Linked DNA regions of Homo sapiens: region 1 is linked to region 2. Evidence: chromatin loops called from intact Hi-C (ENCODE). Cell type or tissue: PC-9. All regions are shown on one strand. Links, peaks and the distances in the headings refer to the core of each region. The heading gives the core; the rest is flanking DNA.

Evidence for each region. A loop is a pair of places that touch in the nucleus more often than their neighbours do. Peaks named below come from ENCODE experiments on the same cell type or tissue, not always from the same donor. Only the 100,000 strongest peaks of a DNase experiment are listed, where the experiment ranks them.
Region 1: a loop joins it to region 2, with 8 times the contacts of the local background. A loop is called at or near these places in 2 of 110 quality-filtered maps.

The regions. Positions count from the first base shown.
Region 1 is chr4:52,813,514-52,829,134 of GRCh38, reverse strand. LINC01618 (long intergenic non-protein coding RNA 1618) reads right to left here. Exons shown (of 5, transcript NR_040106.1): 5 at 13,671-13,982. Among named protein-coding and RNA genes, the nearest start is that of LINC01618, 31 kb to the right of the region's middle. RefSeq lists enhancers at 11,742-12,346, 12,347-12,952. In PC-9, for the core only: no CTCF peak of the experiment used is centred there; DNase peaks (open chromatin) are centred at 5,494 and 5,874; H3K27ac peaks cover 1,563 bases.
Region 2 is chr4:52,905,278-52,920,898 of GRCh38, reverse strand. It overlaps SCFD2 (sec1 family domain containing 2), which reads left to right. Exons shown (of 9, transcript NM_152540.4): 6 at 29-174; 7 at 13,308-13,442. Among named protein-coding and RNA genes, the nearest start is that of SCFD2-AS1, 14 kb to the left of the region's middle. RefSeq lists an enhancer at 8,877-8,966. In PC-9, for the core only: no CTCF peak of the experiment used is centred there; a DNase peak (open chromatin) is centred at 6,768; H3K4me3 peaks cover 793 bases; H3K27ac peaks cover 2,312 bases.

The DNA.
Region 1 (15,621 bases), core at 4,501-7,000, 91 kb after region 2:
TCAGGTACAGAAAGAGAAATGTCACATGTTCTCACTCATATGTGAAAGCTAAAAATGTGGATCTCATGAGCAGAATGATCATTACCGGAGGTTGTGAAGGGTGAAGAGGGGAATGAAGCAAGCATGGTTAATAGGTACAAACATACAGTTAGACAGAAGGAATAAGTTCTAGTGTTGGGTAGCACAGTAGGGTGACTATAGTTAACAATGATTTATTGCATATTTCAAAATAGCTAGGAGATGTGAAATGTTTCCAACACAAAGAAATGATAAAAGTTTCAGATGACAGTGTTCTCACTCATAGGTGGGAATTGAACAATGAGAACACTTGGACACAGGGTGGGGAGCATCACACTCTGGGGCCTGTCGTGGGGTGGGAGGAGGGGGGAGGGATAGCATTAGGAGAAATACCTAAGGTAAATGATGAGTTAATGGGTGCAGCACACCAGCATGGCACATGTATACATATGTAACAAACCTGCACATTGTGCACATGTACCCTAGAACTTAAAGTATAACAACAACAAAAAAAAGTTTGAGATGACGGATATCCTAATTACCTGACCTGATTGTTACACATTGTATGCATGTATCAAAATATTACATGTATCCCATAAACATGTACAATTATTATGCATCAATAAAAAAAGAAACCATAGATTTTTCAACACTTTCAAGTTTCCAGCCCTTTAATAATAGGTCTGCACAAAGTTAGCCCTCATCTGAATTCTTCCATTTTCAGATAAGGAGAAGTTTCACAATTTTAGAATATTAACAGTCTAAGGTATCTTGGAAACCCCACCTAGTCACTCAGTTATCAATAATAACTTATATCGCATACATAAATTATCATTATTATTATTGCTGGTAATAAGGTAAATAAATTTGGAAGAAAAAAGATTTGTGGCCTGTGAAGTTACCTGGCTGATGCACTCATAAGTCTGACACTGACTAGCAGACCTAGAGTCTAATTTGTTTTTTTTATTTTTTATTTTTATTTTTATTGTTTTAGATGGAGTCTTGCTCCATTGCCAGGCTGTAGTGCAGTGGCACAATGTCTGCTCACTGCAACCTCGGCCTCCCGAGTTCAAGCAGTTCTCCTGTCTCAGCCTCCCGAGTAGCTGGGATTACAGGCATGCACCATCACACCTAGCTAATTTTTGTATTTTTAGTAGAGATGGGGTTTCACCGTGTTGACCAGGATGGTCTTGATCTGCTGACCTCGTGATTGCTTGCCTCAGCCCCCCAAAGTGTTGGGATTACAGGCATGGGCCACTGCACCTGGCAGATTCTAGTTCTTGCAATGGTACTGTCTGTCTGGATCCTTTATGCATTCAACAAATATTTGTCAAACATCTGTATTAGTCAGGTTTCTCCAGGAAGACAGAACCAATAGTATAAATATATAGATATCTGAGATGAGCTTTTAAAACATTTATTTATTTATTTATTATCTGTCTTAGAGGTAGGATCTCCCTATGTTGCCCAGGTGGGTCTTGAACTACTGGGTTCAAGCAATCTGCCCACCTTGGCCTCTCAAAATGTTGGCCTTACAGGTGTGAGCCACTGCATCCAGTCCATTTTTATTTATTTAGAGACTGGTCTCACTCTGCTGCCCAGGCTGGAGTGCAGTGGCACAATCATAGCTCACTGCAGCCTTGAACTCCTGGGCTCAAGCAGTCCTCCCACCTCAGCCTCCCGAGAGGCTATGGCTACAGGAATGTACCACCACACCCAACTAATTTTTAAATTTTTTCTAGAGATGGAGTTCCCTTTGTTGCCCTGGCTGGTCTCAAACTCCTGGCCCCAAGTGATCCTCCTGCCTTGGCATCCCAAAGTGTTGGGATTACAGGCATGAGTCACTGCGCTCGGCTAAGAGGGAATTTATTCGGGGAATTGGCTCACGTAATTATAGAGGCTGAGAAGCTCCATAACAGGCCATCTGTAAGCTGAAGACCCTGGATACTGGATGCTGGGAAGCTGAGCTTATGGCTCAGCTCAAGTTTGAAGGCCTCAGAACCAGGGAAGTAGATGGTGTAATTCTCAGTTTGAGGCTAAGGGAATGAGAACTCAGGGGTTCACTGATGTAAGTCCTAGAGTCCAAAGGCTGGAGAGCCTGGAGTTTTTGTCCAAGAACAGGAGAAGAAGAGTGTATCCCAGCTCCAGCAGATGGATAGACACATTTGCCTTGTCTCTGTTTTTGTTCTTTCTGGGTCCCCAGACAATTGGATGGTGCCCACCTCACTGAGAGCAAATCTTCCCCACTCAGTCCGCTCAGACTGTCATGTTAATCTCCTCTGGAAACATCCCCAAGGACACACCCAAAATTATGCTTTATCAAGTTTGTAGATATTCCTTAATTCAGTCAAGTTGATGTCTACAATAACCATCACAACATCTAACCTACCCAAGGCATTACATAGGACATTGTGACCCCAAGAACCAACACAAGCAATGACACTGCCCTCATGGTGCTCACAGTCCAGTGGGGGTCATAGACAATTCACATGCATGGTGTAGGGTGCTGAGGGGTGGAGTGTGAGGCTCCCCAGTACCTCACTGGTAGATCTTTGACCTCCAAGTTGGGAGCTGAAGGTCAAGTAGAAGTTATTCTGATTGTGAATAACAATGAAGTCACAAGATTAGAGGACAAAAGATCATCTGGTCACAGTGCAGAGAATGAATTGGGGAGGGGCAGGTGTAGAGGCAGGGAGACCAGGGAGGAGGCTGTTATTTTGCTTTACCCAGGAGAACAGAGGAGAGGCCGAGGCAGTGTGGGTGGAGAGAAGGGAGTGTGCCCAAGAGCTGTTGTGGAGGTGGCATCAAGAGAAGTTAGTAACTGGCTAATCAGGATGATCTGATCAAGATGGCAGGAGGGGTTTAAACATGATGATGATATGTCACAGAGCTGGATAATACAGGGTGACAGGCCAGGACCTGGGACCACACTATCCATGGAGGCCAGTGACCCAAAGCCTACCCGTCTTCCTGCACCATGAGGAGCCCAACAAGTGGCACTCCAGTCTGCACAGCCAAGCTCCGCCAATGCCCCATCCACACTAAGAACTGCCCCTGCAGCAGATGGCACCCTCCAGAGGACAAACCAGTGCCAGAGGCCTGCATAGGCCCTGTAAGAAGCCTGGAGCTGTTTGGGCAGGGAATTCTGGGGTCCTGGAGCATAAACATAGTTGAGGGGTTGGTGTGGAAGGTGATGGGATGTTCCTGTGGAAAGGGGCACAGCCAGAAGAGAAAAGAATGGGGGCCTCAATGTCCCCCATTCTGGGCAGGGTCCCAGAAACCCAGGCTAAGGGCAGTACTGCAGGGAGAAAGCCAGATAGGGAAAGACACTGAGCTTAGTTCTGGACAGGCTGTGTTTGAAAGACCTGTGGACATGCCCAGAAGGTAGTCAGAGATTGTCATTCTGGAGCTCAGGAAAGTATGTCTCATCACATTCCCTGCACTCAGTGTCACCCGTATAAAGCAGGACACTCCTGGGCTGTGTGATGTGGTGTTGAGGTCTTCCTTCCTGCTCCAGCACTCTCTGCACCATAAACCCGCTCCCCCCACCTCACTGCCTGGCCACGTGGGAACCAAGCATGGGGAAGCCTGTCCCAGAGGCCCACCCTAGCCCTATCCACCAAATTCTTGTGATCAGTTTAACTACACAACAAAATTCAGATCAGAGTGAGGATTAGCCGAGGTAGTTTGTGAACAGTGCTTTGAACTTCACAGATGAAAGCCTCCTGACTTCCCCCGTTCACACAAAGATAGCCCAAGGTATTAAACGTGACGTAAACACATTGCCACCCCCTGGCTTCTCCACCCGATGCTAGGAGACTTTGCAGCTGGCTGGGTGATCAGTCAGCGTCCCAAATTGCCTTCCCCTGTGGCATTCCACTCAGGTCTCCCAGAGGGGGGAAATGGATTCTGTCCTCAGCCCACTGCTCCTGGAATTGCAAGCATTCGGTGAGGCTGGCCCCCACCCCTGGCTTCTCCAGGGCTCCTGCATGCAGAGCAGTGCTGCAGAGGACCATGGTACATGGACTTCCCCTCCACTATCCATCTCAGAGTGCACAGCTCAGGGCCAGAGACGAGGGGCAGAGCCAGGAGGGAGGCAGAGCAGCCCTCAGCATGGCCTGGCCTGCTGCTCGAGGTTATTGTTCCCAGATGGAGATTGTCAAACCCTGTCAGCCTCAGATACACACTGAGAGTGCTATATCCGCATTCCTGGAATGTGTGGCGGCCCCAGCTTCACCTTCTACAGCCTTTGATTCAATAACATGTCAAGTCCCTTCAGCCTCACCAGAGCTAAAACTTTCTCATCCACTCACTGCCTCTGCACACAGGCATTGTGGCTGTCTAAATATTTAAGCTGGGCCAAGGGGAGGTATATTTAGTCTGGATTGATTACGCTAGTTGTTTAAGCCAACTGGATCTCACCTGCTCATGTCAGTTTCATGATGAGCTCTGGAAGCCAAAGGCTGTTGGCTGTGCTTGTTGGGCCTTAGAACTGAGTATCATGACTGCTGTCCCAGGGGTTGGCTGCCTACAGGGCCAGGGGGAAGGAGCATGGCAATTTGGCTGGTTGCTCTTTAGTGTATGGCGTGGCTGCCGGCACCACAAAAGGCCTTAGCCAGAGACTTCTGGGGGTATCCTGGTGCCCTTCATTCTCCACTCGGCACACCCGGGCCATCACACAGACCCCTCCACACCAGTCCTGGCATTGCCTGCTAGCATTGTGATGCTGCTCCCGCCTGGTAGACCCTTTCTACAATGAGTCTATTCCCTTTGACTGATCTGAAAGAAATTGAATCTGCGAGTCATGAGGGTAATTGTGGGGACAGATGAGGATACCTGGGCCCAGGGATGAAAAGCAGTTTGCTTAGGATCACACAGCAGTTGGTGATGCAGCTGTATCTATAATTCTGGACCTTCGACTTTCCAGCTATCATGGGTCACATTGTGTCTTCTAAAAAGGCACGTTGAAATCCTAACTCCTGGTACTTGTGAATATGACCTTATTTGGAAATAAGGTATTTGCAGATGCAATCAAGTTGCAATGTGGTCATTAGAGCAGACCCTAACCCAATATGATTGGTTTCCTTATAATAAGAGGGAAATTTGGACACAGACATACACAGAGGGAAGACAGCCCATATGAAGAAGGAGGCAGACATTAGGGCTATGCAGCCAGAAGCCAGGGAACACCTGGATGAAGCCTCCATGAACTGGAAGAGGCAAGGAGGGATCCTCCCCTAGAGGCTTTGGAGGGAGTGTGGCCCTGCCCACCATCTTGATTTTAGACTTCTAACGTCCAGAACTGTGAGAGAAGGAATTTCTGGTGTTTTATGCCACCCAGTTTGTGGCATTTTGTTACAGCAGTCCTAGAAAACTCATACCATCCAATAGTGTCTCTGATACAAGAACTGGGTGAAATTCTAGAAAATGCGGTTCCTTGGAAGTGATGAGAGACAGCTCATTGTGGTTTCAGATTCAAGAGTACCTAGCAGGTCATGTTTAATATGTGAGTCATCTCTGAGGAGAACTTGATGTTCTGTGTTTCCTGTTACCTGAGAAAAGCTCTCCATCAAGGCCCAGTGATATGGACTCCTTCTCTCCTCCTAAAGTTTAATTTGTGGATTAATGTGAAATCATCCTTCTGATGATTTCATGTATGTGGCCTTCCCATCTGAGGTATTTCAACACACTTACCAAATACCGTGACCCTTAGGAGTGGCCTCTGGGGTTAGGAATTCCTGCTTTGCATCTGCCCTTTAACCTCCCCTAGTCCGAATGCCTTCATTAAACTGAGTCATTTAGTTTTGTGAATTCAGAAAAAATGAAAAGAGCTGGCATAGAAAACACTAGGGCTCTAGCTTTGGACTGACTGTGGGCTGTGGGTTTGGTCAAATAGGGCTTTGCAATTGACCTCAATGTTTATCCCAATTCTCAAGGCACAGAGATTATGAGCTGGCAATTTTCCGAGAATCCATTAGTCAACTCCTTGAGTCTGTGATGATGTTTCTTACAAGGCAATTAGCAGGTTTTTTCGTCCAGGGAGAGGTGTGTTCATGCCCTGACACCCAGCAATGCCAGTCCAAGAGAACCCTCATGCCTGTGGCCTTCTGCCAGCCTCACACATCAGCTGAGGTTGGCTCCCCAAACCCTAGGTCTCCTGGTTGTATCACTTTGGGAATAACCATACAAATAAATATGTTCCATTTTTGTGACTCACTGCCCCTCGCTGAAGCTTCTTGTTTACTATGGAAGAGCTAAGAATCTAAATGCATCAAGAGACAGCTCTCTCCACCCCGCAAGACATGAGTTGCACTAAGTGGAAGCATACTTTCTCTGTCTTCCCAAACCAATGGGTGGAATCAATTTAAAACCTCATAGTCATGCAATCCATGTGCAGAAACTCCCCTGCATGTTTTAATGTTCCTACCAAAAAGAACATAATGTTCTTGCCTGTATTTTAAGATAGCATTGCACTGCAAGGGCAATAGGTTTAAACAACTTCTCACTGGCTACACCAATTATAGTATAGTCATACACGGCACCCTGTGTAGCCACAGAGAGTCATGCTTGGGAAGCAAATTTTGTGATGTGGGAAAATGTTTATGGTCTGTTATTTTTTTTTTTTTTTAATTTTTTTTTTTATTATACTCTAAGTTTTAGGGTACATGTGCACATTGTGCAGGTTAGTTACATATGTATACATGTGCCATGCTGGTGCGCTGCACCCACTAACGTGTCATCTAGCATTAGGTATATCTCCCAGTGCTATCCCTCCCCCCTCCCCCGACCCCACCACAGTCCCCAGAGTGTGATATTCCCCTTCCTGTGTCCATGTGATCTCATTGTTCAATTCCCACCTATGAGTGAGAATATGCGGTGTTTGGTTTTTTGTTCTTGCGATAGTTTACTGAGAATGATGGTTTCCAATTTCATCCATGTCCCTACAAAGGACATGAACTCATCATTTTTTATGGCTGCATAGTATTCCATGGTGTATATGTGCCACATTTTCTTAATCCAGTCTATCATTGTTGGACATTTGGGTTGGTTCCAAGTCTTTGCTATTGTGAATAGTGCCGCAATAAACATACGTGTGCATGTGTCTTTATAGCAGCATGATTTATAGTCATTTGGGTATATACCCAGTAATGGGATGGCTGGGTCAAATGGTATTTCTAGTTCTAGATCCCTGAGGAATCGCCACACTGACTTCCACAATGGTTGAACTAGTTTACAGTCCCACCAACAGTGTAAAAGTGTTCCTATTTCTCCACATCCTCTCCAGCACCTGTTGTTTCCTGACTTTTTAATGATTGCCATTCTAACTGGTGTGAGATGATATCTCATAGTGGTTTTGATTTGCATTTCTCTGATGGCCAGTGATGATGAGCATTTCTTCATGTTTTTTTTGGCTGCATAAATGTCTTCTTTTGAGAAGTGTCTGTTCATGTCCTTCGCCCACTTTTTGATGGGGTTGTTTGTTTTTTTCTTGTAAATTTGTTTGAGTTCATTGTAGATTCTGGATATTAGCCCTTTGTCAGATGAGTAGGTTGCGAAAATTTTCTCCCATGTTGTAGGTTGCCTGTTCACTCTGATGGTAGTTTCTTTTGCTGTGCAGAAGCTCTTTAGTTTAATTAGATCCCATTTGTCAATTTTGGCTTTTGTTGCCATTGCTTTTGGTGTTTTGGACATGAAGTCCTTGCCCACGCCTATGTCCTCAATGGTAATGCCTAGGTTTTCTTCTAGGGTTTTTATGGTTTTAGGTCTAACGTTTAAATCTTTAATCCATCTTGAATTGATTTTTGTATAAGGTGTAAGGAAGGGATCCAGTTTCAGCTTTCTACATATGGCTAGCCAGTTTTCCCAGCACCATTTATTAAATAGGGAATCCTTTCCCCATTGCTTGTTTTTCTCAGGTTTGTCAAAGATCAGATAGTTGTAGATATGTGGCATTATTTCTGAGGGCTCTGTTCTGTTCCATTGATCTATATCTCTGTTTTGGTACCAGTACCATGCTGTTTTGGTTACTGTAGCCTTGTAGTATAGTTTGAAGTCAGGTAGTGTGATGCCTCCAGCTTTGTTCTTTTGGCTTAGGATTGACTTGGTGATGCGGGCTCTTTTTTGGTTCCATATGAACTTTAAAGTAGTTTTTTCCAATTCTGTGAAGAAAGTCATTGGTAGCTTGATGGGGATGGCATTGAATCTGTAAATTACCTTGGGCAGTATGGCTATTTTCACGATATTGATTCTTCCTACCCATGAGCATGGAATGTTCTTCCATTTGTTTGTGTCCTCTTTTATTTCCTTGAGCAGTGGTTTGTAGTTCTCCTTGAAGAGGTCCTTCACATCCCTTGTAAGTTGGATTCCTAGGTATTTTATTCTCTTTGAAGCAATTGTGAATGGGAGTTCACTCATGATTTGGCTCTCTGTTTGTCTGTTGTTGGTGTATAAGAATGCTTGTGATTTTCGTACATTGATTTTGTATCCTGAGACTTTGCTGAAGTTGCTTAACAGCTTAAGGAGATTTTGGGCTGAGACGATGGGGTTTTCTAGATAAACAATCATGTCGTCTGCAAACAGGGACAATTTGACTTCCTCTTTTCCTAATTGAATACCCTTTATTTCCTTCTCCTGCCTGATTGCCCTGGCCAGAACTTCCAACACTATGTTGAATAGGAGCGGTGAGAGAGGGCATCGCTGTCTTGTGCCAGTTTTCAAAGGGAATGCTTCCAGTTTTTGCCCATTCAGTATGATATTGGCTGTGGGTTTGTCATAGATAGCTCTTATTATTTTGAAATACGTCCCATCAATACCTAATTTATTGAGAGTTTTTAGCATGAAGGGTTGTTGAATTTTGTCAAAGGACTTTTTCTGCATCTATTGAGATAATCATGTGGTTTTTGTCTTTGGCTCTGTTTATATGCTGGATTACATTTATTGATTTGCGTATATTGAACCAGCCTTGCATCCCAGGGATGAAGCCCACTTGATCATGGTGGATAAGCTTTTTGATGTGCTGCTAGATTCGGTTTGCCAGTATTTTATTGAGGATTTTTGCATCAATGTTCATCAAGGATATTGGTCTAAAATTCTCTTTTTTGGTTGTGTCTCTGCCCGGCTTTGGTATCAGAATGATGCTGGCCTCATAAAATGAGTTAGGGAGGATTCCCTCTTTTTCTATTGATTGGAATAGTTTCAGAAGGAATGGTACCAGTTCCTCCTTGTACCTCTGGTAGAATTCGGCTGTGAATCCATCTGGTCCTGGACTCTTTTTGGTTGGTAAACTATTGATTATTGCCACAATTTCAGAGTCTGTTATTGGTCTATTCAGAGATTCAACTTCTTCCTGGTTTAGTCTTGGGAGAGTGTATGTGTCGAGGAATGTATCCATTTCTTCTAGATTTTCTAGTTTATTTGCGTAGAGGTGTTTGTAGTATTCTCTGATGTTAGTCTGTATTTCTGTGGGATCGGTGGTGATATCCCCTTTATCATTTTTTATTGTGTCTATTTGATTCTTCTCTCTTTTTTTCTTTATTAGTCTTGCTAGCGGTCTATCAATTTTGTTGATCCTTTCAAAAAACCAGCTCCTGGATTCATTGATTTTTTGAAGGGTTTTTTGTGTCTCTATTTCCTTCAGTTCTGCTCTGATTTTAGTTATTTCTTGCCTTCTGCTAGCTTTGGAATGTGTTTGCTCTTGCTTTTCTAGTTCTTTTAATTGTGATGTTAGGGTGTCAATTTTGGATCTTTCCTGCTTTCTCTTGTAGGCATTTAGTGCTATAAATTTCCCTCTACACACTGCTTTGAATGCGTCCCAGAGATTCTGGTATGTGGTGTCTTTGTTCTCGTTGGTTTCAAAGAACATCTTTATTTCTGCCTTCATTTCGTTATGTACCCAGTAGTCATTCAGGAGCAGGTTGTTCAGTTTCCATGTAGTTGATCGGCTTTGAGTGAGATTCTTAATCCTGAGTTCTAGTTTGATTGCACTGTGGTCTGAGAGATAGTTTGTTATAATTTCTGTTCTTTTACATTTGCTGAGGAGAGCTTTACTTCCAACTATGTGGTCAATTTTGGAATAGGTGTGGTGTGGTGCTGAAAAAAATGTATATTCTGTTGATTTGGGGTGGAGAGTTCTGTAGATGTCTATTAGGTCTGCTTGGTGCAGAGCTGAGTTCAATTCCTGGGTATCCTTGTTGACTTTCTGTCTCGTTGATCTGTCTAATGTTGACAGTGGGGTGTTAAAGTCTCCCATTATTAATGTGTGGGAGTCTAAGTCTCTTTGTAGGTCACTCAGGACTTGCTTTATGAATCTGGGTGCTCCTGTGTTGGATGCATAAATATTTAGGATAGTTAGCTCCTCTTGTTGAATTGATCCCTTTACCATTATGTAATGGCCTTCTTTGTCTCTTTTGATCTTTGTTGGTTTAAAGTCTGTTTTATCAGAGACTAGGATTGCAACCCCTGCCTTTTTTTGTTTTCCATTGGCTTGGTAGATCTTCCTCCATCCTTTTATTTTGAGCCTATGTGTGTCTCTGCACGTGAGATGGGTTTCCTGAATACAGCACACTGATGGGTCTTGACTCTTTATCCAACTTGCCAGTCTGTGTCTTTTAATTGCAGAATTTAGTCCATTTATATTTAAAGTTAATATTGTTATGTGTGAATTTGATCCTGTCATTATGATGTTAGCTGGTTATTTTGCTCATTAGTTGATGCAGTTTCTTCCTAGACTCGATGGTCTTTACATTTTGGCATGATTTTGCAGCGGCTGGTACCGGTTGTTCCTTTCCATGTTTAGCGCTTCCTTCAGGAGCTCTTTTAGGGCAGGCCTGGTGGTGACAAAATCTCTCAGCATTTGCTTGTCTATAAAGTATTTTATTTCTCCTTCACTTATGAAGCTTAGCTTGGCTGGATATGAAATTCTGGGTTGAAAATTCTTTTCTTTAAGAATGTTGAATATTGGCCCCCACTCTCTTCTGGCTTGTAGGTTTCTGCCGAGAGATCTGCTGTTAGTCTGATGGTCTTTCCTTTGAGGGTAACCCGACCTTTCTCTCTGGCTGCCCTTAACATTTTTTCCTTCATTTCAACTTTGGTGAATCTGACAATTATGTGTCTTGGAGTTGCTCTTCTCCAGGAGTATCTTTGTGCCGTTCTCTGTATTTCCTGAATCTGAACGTTGGCCTGCCTTGCTAGATTGGGGAAGTTCTCCTGGATAATATCCTGCAGAGTGTTTTCCAACTTGGTTCCATTCTCCACATCACTTTCAGGTACACCAATCAGACGTAGATTTGGTCTTTTCACATAGTCCCATATTTCTTGGAGGCTTTGCTCATTTCTTTTTATTCTTTTTTCTCTAAACTTCCCTTCTCGCTTCATTTCATTCATTTCATCTTCCATTGCTGATACCCTTTCTTCCAGTTGATCGCATCGGCTCCTGAGGCTTCTGCATTCTTCACGTAGTTCTCGAGCCTTGGTTTTCAGCTCCATCAGCTCCTTTAAGCACTTCTCTGTATTGGTTATTCTAGTTATACATTCTTCTAAATTTTTTTCAAAGTTTTCAACTTCTTTGCCTTTGGTTTGAATGTCCTCCCATAGCTCAGAGTAATTTGATCGTCTGAAGCCTTCTTCTCTCAGCTTGTCAAAATCATTCTCCATCCAGCTTTGTTCTGTTGCTGGTGAGGAACTGCGTTCCTTTGGAGGAGGAGAGGCGCTCTGCGTTTTAGAGTTTCCAGTTTTTCTGTTCTGTTTTTTCCCCATCTTTGTGGTTTTATCTACTTTTGGTCTTTGATGATGGTGATGTACAGATGGGTTTTCGGTGTAGATGTCCTTTCTGGTTGTTAGTTTTCCTTCTAACAGACAGGACCCTCAGCTGCAGGTCTGTTGGAATACCCTGCCGTGTGAGGTGTCAGTGTGCCCCTGCTGGGGGGTGCCTCCCAGTTAGGCTGCTCGGGGGTCAGGGGTCAGGGACCCACTTGAGGAGGCAGTCTGCCCGTTCTCAGATCTCCAGCTGCGTGCTGGGAGAACCACTGCTCTCTTCAAAGCTGTCAGACAGGGACACTTAAGTCTGCAGAGGTTACTGCTGTCTTTTTGTTTGTCTGTGCCCTGCCCCCAGAGGTGGAGCCTACAGAGGCAGGCAGGCCTCCTTGAGCTGTAGTGGGCTCCACCCAGTTCGAGCTTCCCGGCTGCTTTGTTTACCTAAGCAAGCCTGGGCAATGGCGGGCGCCCCTCCCCCAGCCTCGTTGCCGCCTTGCAGTTTGATCTCAGACTGCTGTGCTGGCAATCAGCGAGATTCCGTGGGCGTAGGACCCTCTGAGCCAGGTGTGGGATATAGTCTCGTGGTGCGCCGTTTCTTAAGCCGGTCTGAAAAGCGCAATATTCGGGTGGGAGTGACCCGATTTTCCAGGTGCGTCCGTCACCCCTTTCTTTGACTCGGAAAGGGAACTCCCTGACCCCTTGCGCTTCCCAGGTGAGGCAATGCCTCGCCCTGCTTCGGCTCGCGCACGGTGCGTGCACACACTGGCCTGCGCCCACTGTCTGGCACTCCCTAGTGAGATGAACCCGGTACCTCAGATGGAAATGCAGAAATCACCCGTCTTCTGCGTCGCTCACGCTGGGAGCTGTAGACCGGAGCTGTTCCTATTCGGCCATCTTGGCTCCACTCTCTATGGTCTGTTATTAAGTGAAAAAAAAAAAGCTGCTTACAAAACAGAATGTATAGCATGGAACTGATTATACAAAAATTATGCCTATATCCATAAACAATCTGGAAGGCTCTACTTCAAAATGTAAACACTGGTGGAATATTCAGGGCCATGAGTGTACAATGGCCCAGTTTGTGCAGGATGCGGGGGTACCACTTGAGACAATAAGTGGTGGCTGGCATCTTGGCACAGGTTGTGCCTGCTGGAAAGGTCCATCTTTTTCTAATCATACAATGGCATCTTATAGGCTGGTGGGGACTGCAGGTGATTTTCATTTTTATTCTATGTGCTTTCTCATGTTTTCCAAAACTTCTTCAATGAGTAGGTCCTACTTCTGTATTAACTTTAAAAAATGATACATAGTATAACTTTTTTTTTTTTTTTTTTTTTTTTTTTTGAGACAGGGTCTTACTCTGGTCGCCCAGGCTGGAGTGCAGTGGCAAAATCTCAGCTCACTGCAGCTTCGACCTCCTGGGCTCAGGTGATCCTCCCACCTCAGCCTCCCAAATAGCTGGTGCACACCACTACTCTCCCAGCTAAATGTTTTGTATTTTTAGTAGAGATGGGGGTTCACCATGTTGCACAGGCTGGTCTTGAACTCCTGGGCTCAAGTGATCCACCCATCTTGGCTTCCCAAAGTGCTGGGATTACAAGTGTGAGCCACCATGCTCAGCCCCAATTTTTAAGAGATAGATAATTGGTGGAAATTTAAACATGATGGAATATTTGATGATATTAAGGAATTATTTTTAAGTGTGGAAATGGTATTGTGGTTATATTTTTAAAAGTCATTAGTTTCTAGGGATGCATACTGAAAGGTATATAGGTAAAATGATAAAATGTCTGGGGTTGGCCTGGAAATAATATGGGAGGTAGTTAAGTGGGTGGGAGTATAGCATGAGAAAGAAAAGTTGCAAATTAACCATTGTTGAAGCTGGGTGCTAGATGCATGGGAGTTTTTAATTCTATTTTATTGATTTTTGGATAGATAGCAAATTGCCGTAATACAAAGCTAAAATCAAAACAGAAAATTGGTTTAGATCATTGTATTAGTCAGGGTTCCCCAGAGAAACAGATCATATACATATATATATAAATAAGTCACAGGGGGTGATTGATTTTAAGGAAATGGTTCACATGATTATGGAGGCGGGGCCCACAAGCTGGAAAGCCAGGAAGAGCCGGTATTGCAGTTCAAGTCTGATAGCTGCCTGCCACAGAATTCCCTCTACTGCAAAGATTGATAAGCAGCAAGTCTTGTCCCCACTGTGACAAAAAAAGAGGGAAAAGGATTAATTTACAGCGGGAAGAATTGAATTTAGCTGCATGGGAAAACTAAGTGCAGTTGACCCCTGAACAACACAGATTTGAACTATGTACGTCCACATATACATAGGTTTTTTTTCAACCAAACATGGACCAAAAATATAGTACTGGCAAGACATGAAAGCTGTGTATATGGAGGGCTGCCTTTTGGCACTCATGGGTTCCACAGCACTGACTGAAGGACTTGAGTATATGCAGATTTTGGTATATGCAGTGGTCCTAAAACCAATCCCCCATGTATACTGAAGGGACGATTGTACCAGTAAGAGAATGTTCAATACCCAGAGAGATGCTGTATTAGCTAGGATGCTTTCAGCTGTGAGTAAAAAAAAAAAAAAAAAAAAAAAAATTAATGCTGGTTTAAACTATACGGACATTCGTCAATTAGTTAACAGGTAGTCAACAGACGGGAAGTCTCAGCGTTGGTTCAGCAACCAATGATGATATCAAGAAGCCAAGTGCTTTTCAATCTCTGTTTCTTTCCTCCTTTTTATTTTTGAGTAGATTGTTTTCTTTAGTTTTTTAAACTGTAAACCCATTACCTTATGGTTGCAAAATGGCTAAAGAGCTCCAAACATCACAATCTTACGTGTCCACAACCAAAGGCAGGGCGCAGAAGGAGCAAAACAAGAGAGAGCTCTTCTTCCTTCCTTCTTTCCTTCCCAACAAGGAAAACTCTTGGTCAGAAGCCTCTCAGCAGACTTACCTTCGTATCTATTGGCATCTTGTTGGTATTTGATTGCATGGCTGCCTCTAGCACCAAAGGAGACTGGGAAGATGAGCACCTGGTTCTTTCAGGCTCTTTGGGAAGAAAGACAAAGTCTGGGAGTGGCTGCTGTGCAACCCACAAACAGTGGTTGCCATGCTGCCACGGTTATGAAAAAGAGTTTTGGTATATCTTTCCTCATTATTAAAATAATTTTTGCTAATTCTAGAAAAATTGAAAAATACAGGAAGTTACCTATAACTACAAGACCCAAAGAAATCCACTGACATTTTGGTGTCTGAGGACATCAAAATCTTCTTTATTGGGTACATGAAGCCAAGTGGAGACAGAGGAAAGAGGATCTAACCCAGGCGTTGAAGGTCTTGTAGACTTGTGAGTCAAAGTAAAAGGCCCTTCCTTGACTTTAACACTCTTCTCAGGAACATAGAGAGAGGATTGAGATTGAATTTATCTGTTACACATTGTGGCAAGACAAACCACCCCAAAACTTAGTGGCTTAAACAACAACCATTTCTTATTGTTCACGACTGTGTGGGTCAGGAGGTTGTGCCAGGCTCAGCATAAAGACTGTTTTACATGGTGTTTGCTGGTTCACTCACACAGCTGTGTCCAGCTGGCATTTCATTAGGCTGGAGATCCAAGACAGCCTCACTCATCTATCTCGGGCTGCGGTGCTGGCTTTCAACTGAGACGCCTCAGTTTTTCTTCCCTTGACCTCTCTGGATTCATTTTGTCTCATCTTCCAGGGCCTTCCTTTTCAGATGTTTTTCCCTCCAGCAGAAGAGCCTTGAGTTCTTTACATGATGGCTGCTTTTCCTAAGTGAAAACAGAAACTAAAAGCTTCTTGGCTGG
Region 2 (15,621 bases), core at 5,250-7,749:
TCAAGAAAATATCTCTGGATTTTTTCAGACTGGGACTCTTCAATTAATCTGACATTTCACAAATCCAAAATTGCCGTGGATGAACTCTTTACTTCACTTCGGGATATTGCTGGAGCTCGGAGTCTCCTGAAACAGTTTAAGTCTGTATATGTTCCTGGAAATCATACCCACCAGGCAAGTATATACGTTTTAAAGTAACCTTCTAATCTGTTGTACTTCTAGGATTCAGAGTCTATAGAAGAAAAGGTTCCCTTTTAACCTTCCTAAAACCAAAGGTTTGTTCTAGATGATCTCCAAGTTCTCTTTTAGTTCAGAGTTTTGGGTCCCACGGAATCTGAAAGCCTCTCAATTCATTTATGCCCCAGGCTTGATATGGTGGGATGAGCACTGAGTTGGGAGTCAGCCATGGCTTTCTAACTGTGGGTTTGTCGCAGACTGATTCTATAGCCTTCTGCAAGTCCCTTCTCTCCTCTGGGAGCCAATGACTACAGGTACCAAATGAGGGGCTGGCCTTAGAGGATTCCCAAGTTTCTGGATCTAACCAGTCCGTAAACATTTTGAATGAGCAGAATAATGAAAACACCTGATAATGTTACGACAAGGGAAAAAGTTTGTGATGAAAATATGTGTTATTTAAAATTCCTCCACTGCTTTCAAAGGAGGGCAGGAGGACCTAAGAAGAATGTTTTTTGACCATTGAGTAAAGAGATGGTATCAAGATTAAGGTATAATTGCTGTGTAAAAACTCAGAGGGGGAAAGTACATAGAAAGACCCAAAGGGAAGCTTAAGGAATAAAGAAAGGTTAGAGCCACTGAGGCTGGGGAGTCTTTGTTGGACAAGGTAGGAGACAGAACTAAGGTTCCTGGTGGCCAAAGATGAGCTCTCAGGGAAGAACAAATGTTTCTGTTGGAAAAGATGACTAAGTTTAACTGTGGGGAATCTTATTTATTTCTCCATAAAACCTTTAGTAAAATAAACTCTATTTGTTAAGGCTTTTTGGAGAGCTGAATGTGCTGTTAGTGGGGAGGAGTTCAGCTTCAGGGTGCTGACTCTTTAAGGGAGACTTGAGCTAATGTTACCCACTGCAGCTAGCACAATCCAGATTCTTCCTCCAGTATCCTGTATTTGTTTGGGAGCTGATACCTGAAGAGCACTTCTACATTGGATTTTTCCTTTGATTGCCACAAGTTATGCCAGGGAGGCATTATTATTCCAAGATCCGGGAAGGCCAAGTGACGTGCCACAGGCATGCAGATGGCCAGGGGCAGATGCCAGATCTTTGCTGCCAGCCCAAAACCTCCTCCCTGACTATAATATGGTTCTCATAGAGATTCTAGAAGTGTTGATTGGTGGTGCTGATGATCATCTGAAATCACCTACCAAGATACTGAAGACCTTAGAAACTGTCACTCTTCTTAGAAACATAAAGATTTTCATCCTTTACTCAAAGATCTGAGAATGCCACGGCGACAAAATACAGATAAAATCACTCAGGTATTCATACGTAGTTTTGTCATTTTAAAAAATCAGCAATCTTAAATACTATAATGTGGACTAGTTCCAAAAGACATGCTAGAACTAGTGATATATGATGACATTGAGACCAAAAATGTCAAGAAGCAAGTGGCTGGTGTAGTTGGCAAAGAGAAAATAAACCACTAAATGAATGAGGTCTTTCCCATTTTATGTCATCCGGGTGACTGATTTGGCCAACTTCACGTAAACATGTATTAGCTATATATCTTGCACGTGATAAGGACAATAAGTTTCTTAGACCTTATCTCCCTGCTGCCAACACTGTCATTTCTCCAGCCCTCAGAACCCTGTCTTGCAGCCATGGCCTTTGGAAAATGGAGTTTCCCTTTGTCGCATATGTCCCCCCTTACAATAGTCAATAACATCAGCACACTCCCAACAATCCTAAGTGTCAGTGAGTGGGAAGTGGAGTGGAGGTAGGGTAATGTGTGTACATTGGGGGGATTAAATAAATAATGATACAGACACATGGTGAAATGCTGTGCAACCATTACAATGAATGGAATAGACCTAGATATGCTGAGCAGGGTGTGTGTTTGAATCCTTGGCCCAAGGTCCGCTTCTTGGGGAGCTCAACTGAAACAGAGGTCCATGATCAATTGGGTGGCAGTGAGGGGACATGTAGGTCATTCTGTAAAGCATTATTCTATTTTTGTAAAAATAGAATAAAATAAATATTTCATAGGTATGTATACTTAATGTCTTTAAAATTTAGGAAAAATTTATAATGGTTACCTTATGGTGGATGGGTAGGATTGGATGGATAAGGAGAAACACTGATTTCTTGCTTTATTTTTACATATTCTATACATGTGACACTTTTTAATGGGATTATGGGTAATTTTTACCTCTGGGTTTTTCAGTGTTTTTCAAATTTAAAATATTTTTAAATTACAGATGTAAGCCTTGTGACAACAGGGATTTTTATGGGTTTTGTTCACTGCCGTATCCCCAGTACCTAGAGTGGCATCTGTCACATAGTGGATGCTTAGTAAATATTTGTTAGGTACATCTTAAGTACAATACATATATATTTATTACAGATCAGGAGATTTATTTGGACACAAAATATGCATGCATAGGAAAGTACAAGTGTCCAGACTAGACTCAGAGTCCAGCTGCGTGTCTGGTTTAGAAAAATAGTCCTTGGCTAAACAATATTCTGTTCATCTCATCTACCAATTTGGTCCTCAGCCCTGTGACTCCAGAAGAAATCTATGCTTTCTACCCAGCTCCATGCTGTCTCCAGACAGAATCTGATTGAGATGTCCTGGGCTCCCTGGTCACGTGGGAGAGTGCTAGCTGGCCTGGCCCTGGGTTCCTGTTCCCGGTCTGACCTATGCTGCATATTAGGATCTAGGCCTTGGGCCCCCACTGGCCCCACCTTCCCTCCCAGTGGTCCTCCGTCCTGCTGTGATGCGCATGCACTAAGTCTCAGAGCCACTCCTGCTTCCCTTGCTAGGACTAGAGGCACCTCTTATTTTAATCTTTACCCATTAACCCGTTAGGAAAAGGTGTCAATCACAATTCAGATGCAGAAAGTAGACACCATCTAGTCACTTTAAGGAGAAGGTGTCCCAACTGCGTTACATCGAGCATATAAAATCTCTAGAGGGGTCAGAGGAGTGGGATCTGGACTAGACCTCCAGAAATAAATCCCAGAACATTACCACAGGCCTGGCCCTCCAGGGCAGCCAGGACCTTTTCACAGCCTGGAGAGTGGGGGCAATGGGGATCAAGAGGCAACCACAGAAGCTCTTGACTTAAAGAACATCTCACCAAGGCTGGAGACAGCACCTGTCTTTGATCACCATGGTATCTGCATGGGCTAACTCAGTGTTTGCCACCTAGTGGGTGGGTAGATGGATGGCTAGATGGATCCTAGACTGTGCATGTTATCTAGAATGGCATTTCTTACATTTTTAATTCTTAGTGAGAGAGAACTTAGCACAGAGGATAACAGAACAGATTTTCAAGCCATAGCATCGGGGTTCATAGCCCAACTGTCCCCTCTACTAACTGTGTGACCTTGGGCAAGCAACTTCACGTCTCTGTGCCTGGTTCCTACTCTGTAAGAAGGAGCTAATAATAGTTGCTCTCTCATAAAAATGCTCTAATGATTTGGTGAATTAATACGTATAAAACTCTTAGAACATGCTGAGTGCAGTGGTTCACACCTGTAATCCCAGCTACTGGGGAGGCTGAGGTGAAAGAATAACTTAAGGCTAGGAGTTCAAGACCAGCCTGGGAAACACAGCAAGACTCCATCTCTAAAAAAATTCTTAAATTTAAAAAAATTAGGTGGGTGTGGTGGCAGGCACCTGTAATCCCAGCTACTAGGGAGGCTAAGACAACAGGGTCACTTAAACCCAGGAGTTCTAGGCTGCAGTGAGCTATTATTTTGCTACTGTACTCTAGCCTGGGCAAGAGTGATACCCCTTCTCAAAAACAAAAAACAAAAAACTTCTTAGAATAGTATCTGACACCTAGACAGCACTATGTAAGCATTTGCTGTCACAGCCATTGTAACAGTAAAGAACAAAAGAGGCCTTCCTTTGTCTTCTTTTGCAACATTTTATCTTTTCCTTTGTTAGGACATGGGCTACACAGAAAGGGTGTCTTTCAAAAGCTGAGTGTCCTGTTAGCTGTGTATGGCAGAAGGTTGATTGCTGACACCCATTTGTTTTAAAAGGTTGTGTTTGTTGCTCGCTTCTGTTGACTGGAAACCTAAGCCCCCAACTGTGCCTGTGCAGAAAGTGTTTTTTCTGTTTTGTTTTGTTTTGTTTTTGAGACAGAGTCTCACTCTGTCGCAGAAGCTGGAGTGCAGTGGCGCAATCTCGGCTCACTGCAACCTCTGCCTCCCAGGTTCAAGCGATTCTCATGCCTCAGCCTCCCAAATAGCTGGGACTACAGGCGCGCGCCATCATGCCCAGCTACATTGTTTTTGTATTTTTAGTAGAGACAGGGTTTCGCCATGTTGGCGAGGCTGGTCTTGAACTCCTGACCTCAGGTGATCTGCCCACCTCGGCCTCCCAAAATGCTGGGATTACAGGCATGAGCTACTGCGCCCGGCCGCAGAAAGTCTTCTTACCCTTCCGTTTCTTACTGCAAATGCTCAGTTTAGTGAGAAGCTTAATCTCCCCACTAAATGCCACAGTGTCTGATGTGATGCCATTCCTCAACTGTGACACCAGGAGGATATTAGGCAGATGTCTCAGGGCAGGGAGCTTATACGGGGCTTTCAGACAAAATACTGTATGGCTCTCGCATGGCTTGCCTTGGCATGCATCTTGAAGAGCAGGGCTGAGCTGCAAAAAACCTTCCACAGACACATACTGTACTTTGTGCCTCTGGCATGTTGAACAAGAGCATTTTGAACCAGCAGTGCCTGAGGAGGCTTGATTCATCTTGTGCCCAGTGAAATGTGGCTCTCTGAACAGGCTTTAGGCCTGGCCTCTTTTGTCAACAGTGCCCAGCCCTGGCCTCCAGTTGTTCTTTTCCAAGTGCTAAGTTCTATTGCTCCTCCTGATTCTTTCTAACAGAACTGCTAGCATCTTTTCTGAAGGAATCAGCATGGGGTAGGACTAAATTGAGGGCCAGGAAACTTGGCTCTGTCCTGAGTCTACTTCTAATTGGCTGTGTGAACTCAAGCAAACATGTTAATGTGTTTGGGCTTCACCTTCCTCATATTGAATTGAAGGGGCTATACTCAAATTTTTAAAAACTAATCTGCTTCTGGATTGAAGCCTGGGTGGGTGGATGGATGGATGGATGGATGAACAGACAGACAAATGAACCATTTTTAAATCTACAAATAAATTGTTTCCTTTAAGAAGATGAAAGGAGAAAAAACAGTCATCTTATAGCAAAAAATAAAAATAAATGAGCCATGGATTAGTCAAAGCCATGAGCAATTTTGAACAGATGTTTTTCTGTGCTGTCTTGGGTTGAAACAAAATGAATACCCTCCCAGTAAGCCTGGTTTTTCTGAGAGGCTGGTTGTTCAGAGTCAATTTTGCAGAAAAGGGAGAAGCAGACATCTTCACTATCAGAACTGAGCCCCCAGCTATGCCAACAGTAACAGCAAAAACAAGGTCAGCAGCCCCAGCTGATGGAGATGTGACTGTGGCCACAACTGGGTTTTCTTGGAAACTGCTATCCTAAGTCATTTTTAAGGTGCACCAAATTCAAGATGTTGTAGTTACACTGGTTTCTCAAGATTGTATCTGACTTACTATATATTATGTCAGGAACTGCTGCTATACTCACTGCTTTTCCTGAAGAGCTAACATTCAAGTCAACAAAAGAATCTTCCAGACCCACCACACAGTATGTTCACCCCAAAAGAATAACCAGAGACATTGACACAGTATTTTAGTTATCATATTTTACTTAAATGTGGTATTTTTTTAAGGATTCATTTCTTGAAACTTCAGCTATTCCATGTGTATCAGCCATCAAGGGGTCTCTTTAAGCTCTACCAAGCTATCAGGCCAGCCTCATGAGGCTCTCATACAGGGCCACGATATGACCTTCATGGGCCCCTTTTTTTGTAAAAATAAAAAATAGTAAAAAGCATATGGTACAATTGCACTGGTGTAAAAATAAATATATCAATATTACATATGAAAACATCACTTTCACCTTAAAGTATTTTTTCTTCTGATTTAAAAAAATGTATTTTCATGGGCCCTCAAAAGGAATGTGGGCCCAAGGCACTGTATGTTTGTATCTAACAAATAAGTCAGCTCTGTGGTCATGGCTCCCACTTGACACAAGTGTGCCCGAGACAGGAAAGTAGCTCCCCATCAGGGGAGCATAAGGCATTTTTCTTCCTTGGAGTAGTCCCTATGACCATCCATGAAGCTTGAAGCAGTCCACGCAGCTACTGAGGAGCTACTTGGACTGGTTTCAAGGTGACAGCTCAGGAGTGAGAGAGCTAGATTCACATGGGATGAATACACCAGTCCCCTGGCTTAAAAACCTCATATCCTGTAGGAGCTAATTCCTCTGTAAGAACTCCACAGACATAGCTTCCAGCACTCCTCCAAGGGACAAGTCCAGTTATTATTCAAGAATCATTATACTCAGAGAAGCCCAAAGCTCTGGCTTTCTATCAAATTTTTATAGTTCTTTCAGTTTAATGCAGTTTACCAACCAGCGGTCATTTTTGTCATAAGCAATCTTGCCTGGCTGCATAGTTTGACATTCTTCCTTTATCAGGTTTCCAGGGAAACAGAGATAAAAAGTTAACCAAAGGTTAAATTCTTATGCAGAAGGGAAAAGGGTTTAATAATCTTTTACCTACAACCTGCAGCTTGCCAGTTGTTAAGGAAATATTTACATTAATGTTCCAATCAAAACTTAACAGTGTGTCTATGGCAGAGACCATCCTGTGTATTCCCAAAACTCCATTGCCTTTTCTTCTGTAGCAAACAGTTAGACTCCTTTTTCCAGGTTCCTTTGTAGAATTGTGACTAGTTATGGCCAATGAACTGCGGTGGAAGTGATACATATCACTTTAGGGCTGGACCCATAAAGTCTCTGGAAATCCTTCATACTCTCTCTCTCATTCATCATCTGCTGATGAGAGGTAAAGTCTTCAGTGTAGGATTCTAATGCTCTAGGGAATGGTGTAGCACAGTGGTGCCCACCTTTTTGTCACCAGGGACCTCTTTTGTGGAAGGCACCAGGCGGTGCAGGGTGGGGCGGTGTGGTTTCAGGATGATTCAAGCACATTGCATTTATTGTGCACTTTAATTTCTATTATTACATTGTGATATATAATGAAATAATTATATAACTCACCATAATATGGAATCAGTGGGAGAGGTAAGCTTGTTTTCCTGAAACTAGACAGTCCTGTCTACGGGTGATGGGAGACAGAGACAGTGACAGGCCATCAGACATTAGATTTTCATAAGGAGCATGCAACCTAGAACCCTCACATGCGCAGTTCACAATAGGGTTTGTGATCCTAGGAGAATCTAAAGCCATCACTGATCTGACAGGAGGCGGAACTCAGGCGGTAATGCAAGTGGTGGGAAGCAACTGTAAATACTGATGAAGCTTCACTCATTCACTCACTGCTCACCTCCTGCTGTGTGGCCCGGTTCCTAACAGGCCACGAACCAGTAGCGGTCCATGGCCTGGGGTTGGGGATCCCTGGTGTAGCAGGAACCTGGGTCCCTGAATGATTGGGCAGGGCACAGATCTCCTATTGCCAGCCCACATTGGATATCCAGAGATATAAGGAATAAATAAATGACCAGCAAGAAAAGGAAAGAACAAATTTTTCTGAGTTTTTAATTCCTCTCCCAATCTCCCAAAAAGGTGAACTGGCAGAGAGTGTTTGATTAGGAAAACTAAATTACTATGGTTTACCCTCTTAATATGGAGACAAACTATATGGCTAATCTCTCCTCTGGCCCTTCCTAGCATGCGAGAGAATCTTTGAGTAGGGCACCAGAGAAATCACATCTGTCTCCACTATCACCACCTTCTACAGGGTCCTTTGCTGAGAAGTGAGTCATTCCTGGCTGAGTAGAAAATTTCATGCAAGTCAGAGGGTTCCCATCTAAGAAGTCATTGCCAAGCAGTTCATTCTAACCAGATTTCAGTGACATGATTTAGGGCACAAAATGGTCCAAACTAAGAGGCTGAGAGACAGAAACCAAAGGTTCTCCTCATTAAAACTTAACTGGAAATTTTTTTTATTAAGAAGGCACAAGTACTGTTTCGTGCCTGAGAAAGTCTTTACCAAATTGTGCTCTCTGAATACACAATGTAATCCAGTTGTTCTGTACTTAGTTCTTTCAGTAGAAAATTTAGAGGGTTTTTTTTTTCCCCATATTCCCATTCAAGTAGGAAAACCTATCAACTTCTCTATGAATTAATATTTACATCGTTTACTATGCTTTTGGTTACAATTAAAAATAGATAAAGAAAAAAGTTCTAAAAAGCTTAAACAAGAAAGGTAATTTTTTTCTGCCTTTCTAGCCCCTGATTCTTGCCCCTCTCCTTTTTTCCCATTTTATGTCTTTTTTAAAAATCTTAATGCTTTTAGATAAAATATTAAACCAGAGTGTCCCTCTCATCCTCTACTGCATTGTTTTAGTGGAATAAATGTATTTTAGAATAAATTTTTATAATGTTCATTATCTCATCTTTTCTGTTAATATCTGTACCTGTTTTTGTCAGTGTTCAAGATTTGTCATGTTTTGTTTTGTTTGTAGACTTACTCAGCTTCTGTTACTATTATAGCATTATGCATACTGATTGTTTACTAAATAAAATGCCACTTTGAGCTTGAAAAAAAAAGAAAGGTAATTTATTAAATCCTATGACTTAAAAGTCTAGAGGAGGGGCAGCTTCAAGTGGTGAGAGGCCATCGCCAGGGTGATGGTGGCAGGAATTGCAAATAAACAGGAGAAGCAAGTTCCTGCCTGTTCTTCCTGCCTTCTGGTCTCCCTCGAGTGCCCCCTATCGGCAGAGTCTAACAGACCTAGCTGGCAAAGCACAGAAGTGGTTTTCAGAGTCTCAGCCCAGCATCACAGAACTGAGTCTAGAAGAGAGGGTTTGGAATTGAGAGACAATAGCTTGATAACTATCACATTTTCATAGAAAATGTTATTTCAAAATTGTTGTTATATGAAAAGATAATCAGAGAGAATGCAACCAAAAAATGTAAGAAATGAATATCAAAGAGGTAGGTCAGGCAATTAATAAAAGCATTTATGTTCTTTTCCTGGATTATGTGATGTGTTTGCTGTTACTTTTCTGTATTTTAAATCATAGTTTCTTTTCTCCTGCTATATAAATGTGCACCTACATACCTTAAAAAAATAAAAAACAAAAAAGATTTCCAACATTCCCAGTGTAGCACAGAACAATCACAAAGTCTCAAGAATGAAGAGGTTGAGAAAACAGCACTTCTAAAATCTCTGCTCACTACCCCCAAGGAGAACCCAGCTCAGTGAGCATTTTCTCCTGGATGTTTCATTCCCCAAAATTTAGTCAAAAGTGGAGCAAGGGAAAGAGTGAGAGTGATCCTAGTGTCCCTACTTACCCCAATCCCTCCATAACTCCTGCTTTCCCCTGTCTCCCAGTCTACACTGGGTCACAGGACCCCTGAGAACAAATCCTATCACCCCAGATACACTGTGCCTTGCACAGAGGAGGTACAGAATATAGTGTTTTTGCTTAATTACAGAGCCACCTTTGTGCTGTGTATGATCTCTTTTTCAGAATCACTACTCTTCCTTTTTGTACAGGACATCTTATGGAGAATGACAATCTATTTTTTTTTTTTATGGGTTAAGGGGTTGCATTAGTCCGTTCTCATGCTGCTAATAAAGACATTCCCGAGACTGAGTAATTTATAAAGAAAAGAGGTTTAATTGACTCACAGTTCCACAGGGCTTGGGAGGCCTCAGGAAACTTACAATCATGGCAGAAGGGGAAGCAAACGTGCTCTTCTTCACAGCAGCATCAGGGATAAGTGCTGAGCAAAAGGGGGAAAAGCTGCTTGTAAAACCATCGGATCTCATAAGAACTCTCCCACTGTCATGAGAACAGCATGAGTGTAACCGCCCCCATGACTAAACTACCTCCCACCAGGTCCCTCCTGCTGCATGTGGGGATTATGGGAGCTACAATTCAAGATGAGATTTGGGTAGGGACACAGCCAAACCATATCAGGGGTATATTTTCTTCTCTCTTAAATATGACAGCCTATGTGTATTTCTCTGTGATTCTGCTAATGAGTTTTAATAGACTAATAAAATAAATAACTGTAAGCTTCTGGAAGGAGGAAATGTCCTTTTATATCTTTATGTTCCCTTCATGCTTTCTATCAGAATTTCATTCAGTTACAAGTAACAGAGATCTGAAAAACAGTGGCTTAAACATACAAGGTTTTATAGTGACATGTAAAGTAGGTACTAATTTAGCCTGTCCATGTTATGGTGATAGTGGCTCTATAAGTCATCACTTACCAAGGTTTCTCCAGCTCTCTGCTTCACCATCTCTAAGGAATGTCCTGTCTTCCAAGATGGCTGCTGGAGCTCCAGGCTTCACTTCTACATTCCAGCCAGCAGAGAAGAGGAAAAGAGAAAAGCATATCCTTCCATTTTAAAAAGGAGACTTCTGAAATTCTCACATTACTCTATTTACATCTCATTGCCCAAACCTTAATTACATGGCTATAGTCAGCTGCAAGGAAGGCTGGAGAATGTAGTCTTTTAGCCAGCTGGTAATGTGCATGGCTGAAGATTGAAGTCTATTACCAAGGAAGAGGTCAATTATTATTTGATGATAGTGCCGATAAGGTATCAGATTATTGGCCAAAGGACTTCTTGTGGAGGAGCTTTAAAGAGATTGAAGTTTAAGCGAGTCAATGTCCAGAAAGGCTAAGGTGATAGAAGAGCATTCAGAACAGTTTACTCAGGGAAGAGTATTTGCAGGATTTGCAGGATTCAGATTCCATGGCCCTTTTTTTACATTTAAAATAATATTTATTAAATTATCTTACGATTCTGGAAGTAGACCTCTTAATTTTGGAAAATCTGGAAAAATAAAATAAATGTCTCCTACTTCCTGAACCTAGAGATAACCCTAAATAACATTTTGGTGTGCTTTACCCCAATCTCTTTTTCATGCATAAATAATTTATTAATTTTTAACAATTGAGATCATTCTTGCCGTTTGTAGTGGTGCTTTAAACTGTGCTGTAAATAAATAAATAAATAAACAATACAATGAAAAGTCTTCCTCTCACCTTTCTCCCTTGCTTGGTCCGCCACCCCATAATCATTGCTGCTGATAGTTACTATGTTTCACACCGGAGCTTATTTTTGCATATTTCAGCAATTTAAACTTCCGTATTCCCCCTGCCACTTTTTACACAAATGCTAACCCATCATACACAGTATCCTCACCTTGCTTTTTTCATTCACACACTATTCTGTACCTTGTTTCTGCCACACAAGCACAGAGCTTTCTTATTCTCTTTCATGGCATTCCTCCCTGTGGATGCACCCCATTTATTAAACAGCTCCCTACTGATGGCACTTGGGTGGTTTCTAATCTTGGTACTACAAACAATAAACAGCCTTTTTGGATCTCATTTGCATACATGAGCATATGCAAAGAATAAATGACTAGGAGTGTGATTGCTATGTTGAATGCATCTGTAATATTGATAGGTATTACCGAATTGCTCTCTGCATTGATGGTAACAATTAACCCTCCCACCAGCAATGTATAAGAGGGCCTGTTACCCCATGGCCTCATCAAAAGAGTGTATTTTCAAACTTTTGGAGTGTCAATAGTCTGATTTAAAAAAAAATTCCATCTTGGCATAGCTTTAATTGCAATTTCTTTATGAGCAAGGTGGATCCATAGTTTTCAAAATATTTCTGTCTGACCGGTGTTTCTGTTCATTGCCTTGCCCTTCCTGATCATGTAACCATGAGATCTCTGGACAAACAATGGTCTGTTTGACTAATAAGCATAAAAAGGTTGGTATCCCCAAGTGAGAAGATGCTAGTTTTCCCTGCATCTTATCCCTGGGAAAGATGCCAACTATATTCCTGCTGAATGGTTATTTATGATTTTAATGGTTTATACCTTGCTTTATTTCTAAGCTATTTAAAACAAGAAAATTGGAAAGGGAAAATTTGAGTAAAAAAAAATGACTGGAAGAAAAGCAAGATGAAGCCAGGAATGAGGTCAGTACACTAAATATCCTTGACAGTTGCTACAGACAAGTCACATATTTGGCCAATCAGAGAGAGAAAGAGTTTAATACAGGATATGCCTCAACTGTGCCCTGTTAGAAACTGGCTTTACTGAAGCTATAATAGATCAGAGAGTGCATTGAGGGAAGATATTCCTTCCTCCTTTGCCCTTCATGCCCCAGACTTCGTGCCATATCTGACTGGAGGATTGGGAGGAAGGTGGTCCACCAAGCGAGAAAAGAAAACGGGAAGAACTTGGCAGCAAGAACTAAGGAAAGAGGTGGTGAAAAACAGCTCAGAAAGCGCAGGGTCAATAAGGCGGCTGGCTCCCCATATAACCTAAACATGGACGGGTTATTCAGGTTACAGAAAAGGAAGGCATTTAGCAGAATTTATCAAACTGTAGAAGTTGTTGCAAACTAACATCTCCCTAATTCTACTGAAATTCTTATGATACCATGTAGTCTGCTTTCTGACCTTTGTCAGATTCCTTTATGTCATCTTAGCTTCTTTTCCTGGCCAAGTCATACTTGGGAATTGAGCTCTGTAGAAGGAAGAGGGATTGCTTTAAGCTTGGTTATTGACAGCACATTGTAAATAACATTGGAGTTCCTAGCAGAGGAGAGCATAATGCTAAGAATGTTCAGGAAAAACTGGAGACCATCTTCATGTCTTCATGTCTGTATCAAACAACAGTACTTTGTTTCTCAGTATACATAAAATTGTCACTTTAAATAGAAAAATTAGTCATAGTATGATTATAGCTCTGGTAAGATATATTTGCTTGTAGAAGGGAGCATGAGAAGCAGAAAAGCATGCTAAAGCATTGGGGTGAAAGTTTATTTAAAAGCCCAATGTTGTTATATTGTCTTTTCTGTGACACACACACACACACACACACACACACACACACATATAGGCATTGCTCAGTATCAAAATAAACTTGCTTTGCTTTCTTCATTGCAGATAAAGCTGTCCTCTCTCCAGACAAACCAAACAATCCCTTTACTCATAGTATTTTGTCTTTCCAGGCATCTTATAAGCCATTGTTGAAGCAAGTTGTGGAGGAAATATTTCATCCCGAGAGGCCAGATTCCGTTGATATTGAACACATGTCTTCAGGCCTCACTGATCTCCTTAAAACTGGATTTAGCATGTTCATGAAGGTAAAGTAACCATGGAGAGGTAATCCTGAGTGTAGAAATGTTCTCTTTGCTGGGCATGAAAATGCTGGCACCCTGTTAACCCTAGCCAGCACCATACAGATAACATTTGGTATTTTGGCTCTTCTAAAATCAAGGGCAATCTTTATCTTTTGATTATAAGCAGCCTGACCTGTTAGCGTCATACAGCTTCTTCTGACCTGAGCACTGTGGTCTTTTCTGGTCAGCACATGTGGTCTAAGGTGGAGGACACAATCTCTCTGGGACAGCACTATTGAAAACTCTCCTCCTTGCAGCCTATGTTTTCACTTAAAATGAATCCACATAGCACACACCGGTCTTAGTGACAGCCCTTTGCTCTTAATTCTAGAACTGATTATGTAGGATGATGAGCGGCTCTGCTCAGTCCTATGGCTAGCATCACCTCAAAACCCACTTGGAAATGACTTTTGGACTGGCAGACTCCTAGGCGACAAGTGTCAGAATTTATCTGGCTGATATCTGGGGTGGGTCAAAATAACTGAACAACCCTTGAAGTGGGGATGAAAGGAGGAAAAAGTACACAAATGTGATCTATTTTTAACCTACTGTAGAGTTTCTAAATCTAAAAAGATTTCAATAAGATTACAGGCTGACCTCTCAGTCCATGCCAGGATTTCACTTGTAATAACTCTTGGAAGTAACAGAATGTTTTGCCAGCATCAAAGCATCTTTGAAATCATGAATTAATCTACCTAAGAGATCTGGCCTTTCAGAGTTCAATAAATGCATATTCCAGGAAAACTGTTCCACTCCAAAACCCAGAGGACAGACGCCAGACAATCAGACTCTAAACCAAGCAGTAAGCCTGCTGGAGCGGACCTGCAGGTCTCCTTCCTGCTGTTCCCAATTTTCAGCAACTTCTGTTGCAGTGCCTGGTTGGTGCATTTTCCTTCTATATTTTTTAATAAAGCAGTGTAATCAGCCTCTCCAAAGTGTTTAGGGACTTCTGAGTTGGTATAAGTAGGCCCAGAATTGGCCAGTGTCTCCCTATCCTGAGTAGCCCTTCATGGTGGCTAGTTGGTACAGAAACTTCCAGACTAGACACGGTTTCCAACCTTTTCCACTTGAGCATTCTTTTCTTTCATTCACAGGCATGGCTTTACCCTGAAGAGAGACTAAAATATCAAGTGTGGACTTTCAGAGCCTGGTTAGTAAGGTCTGAGGATGGCCCAAATGCCAATATGCCCTCTCCCAGACAGGCTGCTGTGTCTGTGGTGCAGTCAGACCCTGTACAGGGGGGTCTGGCCAAGGGTACAAATGAAGGCTCCACCCCACCTGCCCTTGGAGAGTTGCAGTGTAGGTGACAGGAGGCCCTAACTCTGCTCTTTGTCCAAAGATGTTCCACAGAAATAACTGTTTCTTAGCCAAAGGGATCTTTGATCAAATATGTTCCAGAAACACTGGCTTAAATAACAAATTTGATTGTTTCTTTACAGTCCAACATCACAGTGCCTTTAATACACTAATGGACTTTACAATCCTTCCTGAGGAGAATATGGAATATATTATAGAACAGAGTCGTGTTGTGTAAGGAATATCCACCTGCATTTTCTGTCACTGTTTGATGAAACAAGAGTGTCACTTGTTGTTGTTGTTGATCATGTTTATTTTGGAGTTTATTTTTTAATGACCCTTTCAAATTCTGCAGAGTGTTTTCTACATCTCTTCCTGCTCCACTGTCCTCAAGCAGGTTCCACCTAGGAAGATGTTTAGAATCGTCCTGGGCAGCACTGGGCTGTTGTGTTTCTCTCCATTTCAAACCCCCAGTGTTAGGGCTCGTGACAAAATGCTCTGCCAGCTTAAGACTGATCTCAAAGGGAGGTTTCCAAGTAATGGATTTAAGAAAAAGGAATTTATGTTCTCCCAGCAGCTGTCAGGATCCATTCCTCAGCCTTTAGCTGTGAGGCCTCAGTTCTCAGTTGCCAGGGCATCTCATCTATCTACAGGGGGTGGGGGAGAGTTCTGGTGGGCTGGCAACAAAGCCCTGTCCACTCCAGCCCCCAAAGGAGAGCCATTTTGTTTGGTTTCTAAATGGGCCTTCTCCGTGGCTGAACCCTCCTACAATTCCACACAGTAGAGCAAAGAGTTACCTCTGGCGTATGTGTTGGGGTTTGAACAAAATTGGAATGAACTTAAAGAG